Linked DNA regions of Homo sapiens: all the other regions are linked to region 1. Evidence: chromatin contacts called from ENCODE Hi-C or POLR2A ChIA-PET data. All regions are on one chromosome and are shown on one strand. Each heading gives the region's core, a stretch centred on a gene start or an enhancer-like site at or near the end of the contact. The rest is flanking DNA. Distances are from core to core; before and after follow the strand shown.

Region 1 (3,264 bases), core at 115-2,614:
GCCAGGATTTACTTTCTTAAATGCACTCTTTTCATTCCCATTCAAAGGACTCCAGTATAAGTGCCACATAAACTCGTTTTCTAACTTTTAAAACTCTTCCTCTAAATGCAGCCCAACTCAGTAAAAACGTACCTAAGATCTCACAGTCTAATGTTTCCAGCTTTTAAAGCCTTTACTCCTACCCTTCCCTCTGCCTGGAAAGTGTCTCCATTCCCTGCTGTGGACAAAATCCCTCAAGGTCTTTTATAATTTCCCCCAACCCCAAATCAACTTGGATTTTCTTGGAGTTCTCACAGCATTCAGTTTATGTCCTATTCTTACCCTTGTGTTACTGATATTCACGAAATTGCTCAGTCCTTTCAAGAGATTGCTTAAGGACAAAGACTTCTTACTCAACTCTGCAATATTGGCTACACATAGCTGACTTAATAAATAGTCCCTTGACTGGTATAAGCTGACGTTACAAAAACTGGTAATTCCGAAACCACTCATACTGGACTTATTAAATAATCCCTCAACTGGTACAGACTGACATTACAAAAACGGATTAATTCAGAGATCACTGAACACCCAAAACACTCAGATTCTTATAACTATGATTCAGTAAATATGTGTGGAATGCCTATCTTACCAGGTGACTATGTTAGGCGCTGCATGAGATATAAGATGAAAACAAGGTTCCCATTTTCCAGGGAAGAATACTGGAGTGGAAAACGCAGAGGATACCACAACAGGAGAGCTATTTCCGATTAGCGGCCGCCACTGCTGAGCTATGTGACCCTGAGCAAGTCACTTCTTAGGTCTCCGTTTCTCTGTCAAGGAGAGATAGAAAAAGAACCTATTTCACAGGTTCAAACCTACCTCAAGAAAAAATAGTTGTGGGGAATGCGTCACGAGACCTAGAAAACGGTACAAAACCCTCGGGGGGCCGCTGTTTCTGACCTAGCGAGTGGCCCGACCCGGACAAAATGCCTCTTCCTCGAGGAGGCGGCGACGAGCCCAGCAACAGCTCGAGCACGGCCGGCCGGGCCGCGGGAAGCCCGAGAACGCGGCGCGCGCAGCTGGGAGGCGACCCTTACCCGGCGAGGCTCCCGGGACCAAACGCCGCCCGACAGCCACGCAGAACAGACGCGGCAGTGCGACGCCTCCCCCACTGGGGACACGAGACAGCGACAGCCACGCGGTGAGCCGGTACAAGGCCCTCTAGGCTTCAGCGGGTCTGGATACTCGGTGGCATTAACCCTTCCCTACCGCCGGGGAAGACAGCAGTTTCTCTGGCGAGGAAGTAGGCCGGGCTCAGGCGCCTTAGCCAGAGGGCGGGCCTGCGCCACCCTCGGAAAGCGTCACTTCCACTTCCGGCCGGCGCTCTGGCTCTGTACCTGGACAGGGCTGCGGTAGGCCAGCGGTGGGCTGGCGGTTGCGCTCCTCAGATCGGCGGCCTTTCGGGCGGTGGCTTGCGTTTGAGCCTCAGAAAGCGAGGAGCGGCCTCCACGGAAGCCAAGCTGGCCGAGGTAACCGAGAAGCGGCTTCCCCTATGGCTTCGACCCTGGAGCCGCTGGAGCGGCGGCGGCCGCAGGGAGGCAGCCATTTTCCGTAGGCGGTGGCCGCGGCGCTTCCGGGCCGCGCGGCTGGAGCCTGAGGCGGGGCCACCGTCGGGCACGAGAAACCATTCTCTCCCCGCTTTTCGCAGCTGTATCCCAGAGGCGCGGCTGAAGCTCGCTGGGACACTGCCCGCTTGCCCAGTGCCCACGGGCACGCCTGTCGCAGACACAGGCTGTGGCGAATCCGAGTGCTGGCGGGCAGCAGTGCCTGCAGCTGCGCCCGCAGACTCTTTCCCGCCTCCGCCGGCATTTCCGTGTCCGGCCGATGTCATGCGGTCGGTTGAGCCTCAGGGCTAGCAGCTTCTACTGATGCAAAAACATAGGAAGTGTCTCTTTGCTTCTGGAACCGGGGTGGGCAGCAAGGAGCTGGCCACTTCTTTGAATACCGGTGGCATCCTGGGCAGAATTTCGGTGCCGTTTCTGCTGGCTCACTTCAGGAAAAGTGAGGCTCACGGCTCTCCTCAGCCCCCCTTAGAAGTCTAAATGACCTTTGGAGAAATACAAAGTCAGCAGAAAGTTTCACTTTCATCGTCACCAACTCCTGTTGGAGTTGATATTTCATAAACATCAGCGACAGAAAGAAAATACGACTTGATATTTTGTAAATAAAATATCCTTTTTTACAAGTTGATATTTTGTAAACAGAGGTCAGCTGTAATTTTCTCCAGATCAAGTAAGCACAGTTAAAAATTCATATAGGCCTGGCGCGGTGTTTGACGCCTGTAATCCCAGCACTTTGGGAGGCCAAGATGGGTGGATCACGAGGTCAGGAGATCGAGACCACCCTGGCCAAGATGGTGAAACCCTGTCTCTACTAAAAACACAAAAATTAGCCGGGCATGGTGGCACGCGCCTGTAATCCCAGCTAGTCGGGAGGCTGAGGCAGGAGAATGGCTTCAACCGGGGAGGTGGAAGTTGCAGTGAGCTGAGATCACGCCACTGCACTCCAGCCTGGGTGACAGGGCGAGACTCCATCTCAAAAAAAAAAACAAAATTCGTATAAATCATCTGCATGGCACCCTTTATGTGTGTTGCAAAGAATGATGAGCATCTTGTTGCTTACTTGGGAGACATTGTCTGAAAATAGGCTACTTTTTTACTTTCTGTAGTACCCCCTCCCCCCACTGTATCTGGGTTTCACTTACCCGCTGTCAACTGCCATCCAAAAAATATTAAATGGAAAACTCCAGAAATAAACAGTTCATAAGTTTTAAATAACTTTTTTTTTTTTTTTTGGAGATGGAATCTCGTTTTGCTGCCCTGGCTGGAGTGCCGTGGCACAGTCTGAGCTCACTGCAGCCTTCACCTCCCGGGTTCAAACAATTTTCCTGCCTCAGCCTCCTGGGTAGCTGGGACTACAGGCGCGCACTACCACACCTGGCTAATTTTTGTGTTTACAATAAAGAAGGTTTCACCATGTTGGCCAGGCTGGTCTTGAAGTCCTGGTCTCAGGTGATCCACCCACGTCAGGCCTCCCAAAGTGCTGGGATTACAGGCATGAGCCACGGCGCACCGCCAGTTTTAAATAACTCTTACTACAGTGTTTTATTGTTAATCTCTTATTGTACCTAATTTATAAATTAAGGTATCATAGCTATGTATACATAGAGAAAATAGTATAATGCAGTTAGATGCTGTTGGGGGTTTTAGGTATTCACAGAAT
Region 2 (3,586 bases), core at 1,032-3,531, 230 kb before region 1:
CGTGACTGTCAGGTACAGAGCTACAGAGAACCCCAGCATGAAGGAGTAGGTGGCAGGGGAGAAGGACTCAACAGAGATGGAGAAAGACTAAGCCCAAAGGTGATCAACAACAAGAGTGAAGGAGGAAGTGGTCAGCTGTGGCTGGGGCAAAACAAGCCCAGTAAGTTACATTGGCCTGTGTTTGGTCATCCAGGGACAAAGTGACCTTTTTAGTGCCGGTAGGCCCAGTGGGTTGGGGAAGAATTTAGGCGGCAGTGGGCTTAGGCATGAGAGGAGCGGAGGAAGAGAAGATTGAGTTGAGACCACTGGCTGGAGAACTTGACCAGGAAGGGAGGGCAGAGAGCGGCGTGGAGTCGGGGGAGGGAATAGGTCCAATGAGCGTCTTAGGATGAAGGAGTTGTGAGCACTCAGCACAGGATAAGCTGATACAAAGAAAGGGATGGAGGATGGATAGACTGACAGATGCATGCACAGAGGCAGGGTTGGATAGCATGACAGATGCATGCACAGAGGCAGGGATGGATAGATGGACAGAGGCATGCACAGAGAGAGGGATGGATAGATGGACAGATGCATGCACAGAGGCAGGGATGGATGGATGGACAGATGCATGCACAGAGGCAGGAATGGAGAGACAGATGAGTGCAAACAGGTAGGGATGGATGGACAGGTGCCTACACAGAGGCAGGGATGAATGGATAGATGGATGCACAGGGGCAGGGATGGATGGATGGACAGATGCATGCACAGAGGCAGGGATGTATGGACGGATGCATGGGCAGAGGCAAGGATGAATGGATGGATAGATGCATGCACAGAGGCAGGGATGGACAGACAGATGAATGCACAGAGGCAGGGATGTACAGAAGGATGCATGCACAGAGGCAGGGATGGACGGAGGGACAGATGCAGGCACAGAGGCAGGGATGGATGGACAGACAGATGCATACACAGAGGCAGGGATAGATGGACAGATACTGGCACAGAGGCAGGGATGGATGGACAGATGCAGGCACAGAGGCAGGGACAGACAGACAGATGCATGCACAGAGGCGTGTATGAATGGTTGGAAGGATGCATGCACAGAGGCAGTGATGGATGGGTGGGGAGATTGGATGGATAGATGCCGGTAGGTCGTTCTTGTCCTGGAGGAGGTGATCCAGGCTAAGTCCTCACACCGGGAGGGGCAGGAGGCGAGCATGGGGAGATACAGCTGTGTGTCCCAGTGCACTGGAAGTTACAGATGACATCGATGTCCTGTCCTGATGAAACAGGAAACACAATTGTCATTTGAAAGTTAGGGCTGAGGGCCGGGCGCGGTGGCTCACACCTGTAATCCCAGCATTTTGGGAGGCTGAGGCGGGGGGGTCACCTGAGGTCAGGAGTTCGAGACCAGCCTGGCCAACATGGTGAAATCCCGTCCCTACTAAAAATGCAAAAATTAGCTGGGTGTGTTGGTGGGGCGCCTGTAATCCCAGATACTCAGGAGGCTGAGGCAGGAGAATCACTTGAACCTGGGAGGCAGAGGTTGCAGTGAGCTGAGATCACGCCATTGCACTCCAGCCTGGGTGACAGAGGAAGACACCGTCTCAAAAAAAAAAAAAAAAAGAGACAGAAAAGAAAGTTGGGGGCCGGGGCTGGATGAAAGCTTGAGGGGCTGTGGGCCTGGCATGGGGCTGAGGGGAGTGTGCAGGAGCTGCCTGCCAAAGCCTGGGGCAAGGATGATAGGAGGTGCTGGGGCCCCTGTGGACTGCCCTCTGAGAATCTCGTGAGGCTGGGTCTGCACAGCTGTGGTTGTGTAACTTCCCCCAGATGCATGGTGTGACAAGGGTGCAGGAAGGGGTGCAGGGCCCGGAAGCTCAGTGTGGTTAAAGACATGCAAGGCAGGATAGAAGGTGAGAGATGAATGATATGGCCGTGATCAAAACACCAAACTTCAGTTTCTCAGAAAAAGGACTCAGAGCAACAAGAGAACCTACAGTCAACAAGGACATTCATCAGCGCACATGTGATTTGAGCAAGACCATTGAAGCCCCTGCTGAACGGCAGGCTGGCAGAGCCAGGGTACCTGGCCATCTACCTTGAAGTCTCTGTGCCTCAGTTTCCTCCTCTGTAAAATGGACATAGGGGACAGGTTTGGTGAGAAGTGAATGAAAACGTGTTTGCTACCCCTCTTAGGACTCATGTTTCATGCTTAGATGCTCAGCTAGTGGTTTTAGGGACCGAGAGAAATTTGCTTTTCAGTTCACCAGGTCGTTACCTATGAACCTGCCCTGAGCAGTGCTGACCTTAGTTAGAGATGGCCATGAAACTCATCCGCATGGGGTAATTGGGGCCTCCCTGTGGTGCTGCAGGGCTATGTCTCTGTCTTGGTCTCTTCAGGCCTCTCAGCAGCTGGAGCAGGAGCTGGCAGGCAGCTCACCGATGGATAAGGAGCTGGGCTTTGGCCAGGGCTGACATGGGAAGCGTCTCGGTCCTGCCGGTCCTGGCGCCTGAGCTGAATCCGGAGGGAAGAGGCTGCTGTGGTGGGAACAGGCTGGGAGCCAGGCCTGGCGCTGGGGCCGGCAGGCTGTGTTCTGAGAGTGCCTGCTAGAGGAGCTCTGTGTTCCCAAGGAGATGGAGGAAGACCTGGGGTGGGGGTGGTACAGGGTAGGGAGAGGAGGGGCAGAGGCTGTGGACAGGGAGATGGGGGAGGGGGGATGGAGGACTCAAGGGATGTAAGGGATATGGCTTGAGGAGGGATGGGGGCAGGAATGAGGGAAGGTCTTGGGTCAAGGACATGGACCTACATCCCCAGCAGATGGGGGAGATGGGCGGGGGTTGCTGACCATAGACTGGAGCTGGGAGGAGGGTACGCTGCCAGGGCTGGGGCTGCCAGCAGAGAATGGCACGCACCTTATAGGCTCCTGCCCCTGCCCCACTGCCCCCTCAAGTTCAAGTTTCTTTTTCTTTTCTTTCTTTTTTTGAGACGGGGCCTTGTTCTGTTGTCCAGGCTGGAGTTCAGTGACATGGTCATGCGTCACTGCAGCCTCGACCTCCCCAGCTCAAGCAAGCCTCCTGCCTCCCTGCCTCAGCTTGGAACCTGAGTAGCTGGGACCACAGGCGTGCACCACCATTCCTGGCTATTTTTTAATTTTTTTGTAGAGAAGGGGGTTCTCCTTATGTTGCCCAGGCTGGTCTTGAGCTCCTGGGCTCAAGTGAAACTCCTACCTGAGCCTCCCAAAGTGCTAGGATTACAGGAGTGAGCCACCACACCCAGCTCCTTCCCCTCAAACTTCTGTGCAAAAAGTGCTCCCTTCCCAGAGGAGGGTCCCCATCTGTGTGTAAGGTGGCCCCTTCCTCTATGTGTTCTCTGGGTCGCTTCAGCCCTGTGGCCCAGTGTCCAGCACAGCCATGCTGAGTGGGTGACTGGAGAAAGGGATCGTGGAGGATTGGGGCAGGGGGGTGCTGGGCAGAGGCGGCTGGGGTCACCTCTGGAAGGTGTCCTGCTGTTCCTGTTGGCTGCAGCTGCACTTGCAGGGCCTTCCTGTGCCCCCCTTTCCTGGTGCAGGGGCACCCTCTGCTTGCTGAGACCAGCTCGGTCAGG
Region 3 (3,276 bases), core at 777-3,276, 250 kb before region 1:
AAGGAAACCCCTGGCTCCTCCGCCCCAGCCCCCGGCCTCGCCCACACACAGGTGAGTCCCCCACCAACTCGGAGACCTTGGGTGACCAGCTGCCCAGCCTCAGTGTCCTCTGAGATGGGGATGGTGGGGGTCCCTGCCTTGGAGAAAACAAACCCCCCTCTCTACTCACCTCTCCTTTCCTCCCCAGCCCATCCTTCCCCATCCCTGATCGATGTGAGGGCAATTTTGACGCCATCGCCAACATCCGAGGGGAAACTTTCTTCTTCAAAGGTGAGTCATTTCACTTGGCCTCATATATGTTGGTTTCCTGCCCACTTCCAGTGACCCACTGGGGCTGTGGGCTTACCCTGGAAGCGGAACTTTTTTCTTCTTTGAGACAGGGTCTTGCTTTGTTGCCTGGGCCGCAGTGCAGTGGTGTGATCATGGCTCACTGCAGCCTCAAAATACTGGGCTCAAGCGATCCTCCCACCTCAGCCTCCCTGGTAGCTGGGACCACAGGCACATGCCACCACGCCTTGCTAGTAATTTATTTTATTATTTTGTAGAGATGGAGTCTCACTATATTGCCCAGGCTGGGCTCAATCTCCTGGCTCAGGTGATTCTCCGGTGTCAGCCTCCCAATGTGCTGGCATTACAGGTCTGAGCCACCAGGCAAGGCCCTGGCACTTTTAGCGCTAAAAAGGGAAAAGTCTCAGGCGGGCCAGGATGGGCTGGTCACCCTAGATCCATTGCGCCCTTGATTTCCAGATGGGACCCCTCCCCACCCAGCCACACACCCTGGGGGAGGAGACCTCCTGCTGTCTCATGCCTTCCTGCGAACCCCTTTGTCCCCTGCAGGCCCCTGGTTCTGGCGCCTCCAGCCCTCCGGACAGCTGGTGTCCCCGCGACCCGCACGGCTGCACCGCTTCTGGGAGGGGCTGCCCGCCCAGGTGAGGGTGGTGCAGGCCGCCTATGCTCGGCACCGAGACGGCCGAATCCTCCTCTTTAGCGGTGAGTGGGGCCGGCGGCGGGGCGCGCTGGGGCCGGCGCGGGGAGCCCACCCCTGACCTCCCGGCCTCCACCCTGCAGGGCCCCAGTTCTGGGTGTTCCAGGACCGGCAGCTGGAGGGCGGGGCGCGGCCGCTCACGGAGCTGGGGCTGCCCCCGGGAGAGGAGGTGGACGCCGTGTTCTCGTGGCCACAGAACGGGAAGACCTACCTGGTCCGCGGCCGGCAGTACTGGCGCTACGACGAGGCGGCGGCGCGCCCGGACCCCGGCTACCCTCGCGACCTGAGCCTCTGGGAAGGCGCGCCCCCCTCCCCTGACGATGTCACCGTCAGCAACGCAGGTGGGGAGCGCGGTGACCTGCGGGTTACTGGGCCTGGGGGTGGGGAGAGGGATGTGGGGAATGGGGACATGGAGGCCACCCTGCGGGGATGGGGGTCCTTGGGCATCAGGGAGCGGCGGGGCGGGGAGGGACCGGGACTCAAGCTCTGCTCCTCCAGGTGACACCTACTTCTTCAAGGGCGCCCACTACTGGCGCTTCCCCAAGAACAGCATCAAGACCGAGCCGGACGCCCCCCAGCCCATGGGGCCCAACTGGCTGGACTGCCCCGCCCCGAGCTCTGGTCCCCGCGCCCCCAGGCCCCCCAAAGCGACCCCCGTGTCCGAAACCTGCGATTGTCAGTGCGAGCTCAACCAGGCCGCAGGACGTTGGCCTGCTCCCATCCCGCTGCTCCTCTTGCCCCTGCTGGTGGGGGGTGTAGCCTCCCGCTGATGGGGGGAGCCATCCAGACCGAACAGCGCCCTCCACGGCCGAGTCCCCCGCCGCTGGACCTGGTCGGGGGTTGTGAGGCGCTGCGGAGGCCCCTTGTCTGTTCCCACGGACGGGGGCTCGGGCGCGGACTAAGCAGGGGGGATCTCCCGCGCAGGGGCGGCGGCGGCGGGGACCGGTCGCCTGGCGCTGGGCTCAGTCTCCTCAGGGTCTGAGACCCCGGCGCTGCCACCGGAACCCGCCTTCAGGGGCGCACGCGCGCTGGGACCATGCGTCGGTCGTCGCCCCCGTCGTTCCCTCCCGGCTGCCGCCAGGGGGCGGTCGGACCCCGCCTCCCGAGCCCGGGGAGGGGCGGGGAGGACAAGGGGCGGGCCCGCGGCCTCACCCGGAGGGACGGCAGCCCCGGTCGCGCGCTGGCCCCGCAGGACCTTCCTTTTCCAGGAAGAGCCAGCTTTTCTCGGAGCGCAGTCCTGGGACTCTCCGCAGCCCCGCCCCGCCTGGCCACTGCGTCTGGCATTCCTGGGTCGTTAGAGGACAGGCCTGACTGCGAAGCTGTGCCTTGCCCCTCTCCCACCCGCAGTTTCTCACCCCGTTCTGCTCCCACAAGGCCCCCCTACAGTCACTGCCACACTGGTGGGGACCTGGGACCCAGACCCGGAACCAGCCCAGATATCACCCCTGAGGACCCATGCGCCACGTCCTGGGTGGTGGAATCAGTGGCTGGAGGGACGACCCTTGCTCTCCAGGCTGTTAACCTTTTCCGTTGCTCCCCCGCCACCCACCTCCTCCTCCCCAGGCCACCCAACTTGGGCACCTCCCTGGGCCCAGAACTGCCTTCCATTCAATGGGGAACCCTTCTATCCCCAAGAACCCCTTCCCTGCTTGCACCCTGGAGAGAACAGCTTGACTCCCATCAACTCAACGCTGGTGGAAAGACAGGGACCGAACCCTGGCTCAGGCCTGGTCATTGCCTCCTCAGCACTCCCTCCTGGGAGGCCTTAGCTCTAGAGTGAGGGGTGGGTGGAACCTGGGGGCACCTCGTTCACCCTGTCCCCACTCCCCACAGTTTTAGGATCTAAATGATTGCCTCTGGAACTATTCTTCTAGACTATCCCACATCAGAATCACTGGGAAATTTAAGTTTGCAGATCCCACACTCACCCTGAATCCTCACTCAGGGTGGGGTCAGGAATCTGCATTTTAACTAGTCGCGGGGATTGTGGGGGGCAGTAGCTGGCTGTTTCGTGGCATTTCTGTGGCTCTGCAGTGTTCCTCCACCCCAGGACCAATATGTTCAGGCCACACCGATGGCCTGAACCCCATGGGTAGAGTCACTTAGGGGCCACTTCCTAAGTTGCTGTCCAGCCTCAGTGACCCCCTAGTGCTTCCTGGAGCTGAGGCTGTGGGCGGCTGTCCCAGCAACCATGCGAGGGGTTGCCCCAGTTGCTCATACAAACAGATCAGCATGAGGACAGAAGGCAGGAGACTTTGGTCAGTTACCTGGGAATTCTGGGCTGCCAGGAA

What was found. A loop is a pair of places that touch in the nucleus more often than their neighbours do. ChIA-PET counts read pairs that join two places held with the same protein, here RNA polymerase II (POLR2A). Pooled maps may share reads with other maps.
Region 2: a loop to region 1 is called in a pooled map, with 4 times the contacts of the local background. The contact joins the enhancer-like site here to the promoter of ZNF75A in region 1. A Hi-C loop is called at or near these places in 1 of 50 pooled maps. POLR2A ChIA-PET finds 5 or more read pairs at or near these places in 2 of 52 experiments (B cell and GM12878).
Region 3: a pooled map shows a loop between it and region 1 (4-fold over the local background). The contact joins the promoter of MMP25-AS1 here to the promoter of ZNF75A in region 1. A Hi-C loop is called at or near these places in 5 of 50 pooled maps. POLR2A ChIA-PET finds 5 or more read pairs at or near these places in 2 of 52 experiments (activated CD4-positive, alpha-beta T cell and naive thymus-derived CD4-positive, alpha-beta T cell).

The regions. Positions count from the first base shown.
Region 1 is chr16:3,304,133-3,307,396 of GRCh38, forward strand. It overlaps ZNF75A (zinc finger protein 75A), which reads left to right and starts at 1,365. Exons shown (of 7, transcript NM_001302109.2): 1 at 1,365-1,511. It overlaps TIGD7 (tigger transposable element derived 7), which reads right to left and starts at 1,298. Exons shown (of 2, transcript NM_033208.4): 1 at 1,080-1,298. RefSeq lists an enhancer at 859-1,388.
Region 2 is chr16:3,073,275-3,076,860 of GRCh38, forward strand. It overlaps the pseudogene LOC107984896. Among named protein-coding and RNA genes, the nearest start is that of IL32, 9.4 kb to the left of the region's middle. RefSeq lists a silencer at 1,244-1,427 and enhancers at 1,608-1,727, 1,798-1,887, 2,008-2,057, 3,405-3,454. Within about 2 kb of position 2,282, at least 16 of the 41 ENCODE cell types and tissues checked have a DNase peak (open chromatin) inside an H3K27ac peak, as active enhancers do; they include B cell and GM12878, where a contact is called at or near this core.
Region 3 is chr16:3,057,344-3,060,619 of GRCh38, forward strand. It overlaps MMP25-AS1 (MMP25 antisense RNA 1), which reads right to left and starts at 2,027. Exons shown (of 5, transcript NR_123723.1): 1 at 1,653-2,027; 2 at 1,197-1,359. MMP25 (matrix metallopeptidase 25) reads left to right here. Exons shown (of 10, transcript NM_022468.5): 6 at 1-51; 7 at 188-270; 8 at 838-990; 9 at 1,069-1,326; 10 at 1,484-3,276. The coding sequence ends at 1,755. LOC124900372 (sialidase-like) reads right to left here and starts at 2,027. Exons shown (of 3, transcript XM_047435000.1): 1 at 1,653-2,027. RefSeq lists silencers at 897-946, 977-1,106, 1,247-1,296, 1,757-2,226 and an enhancer at 2,265-3,170.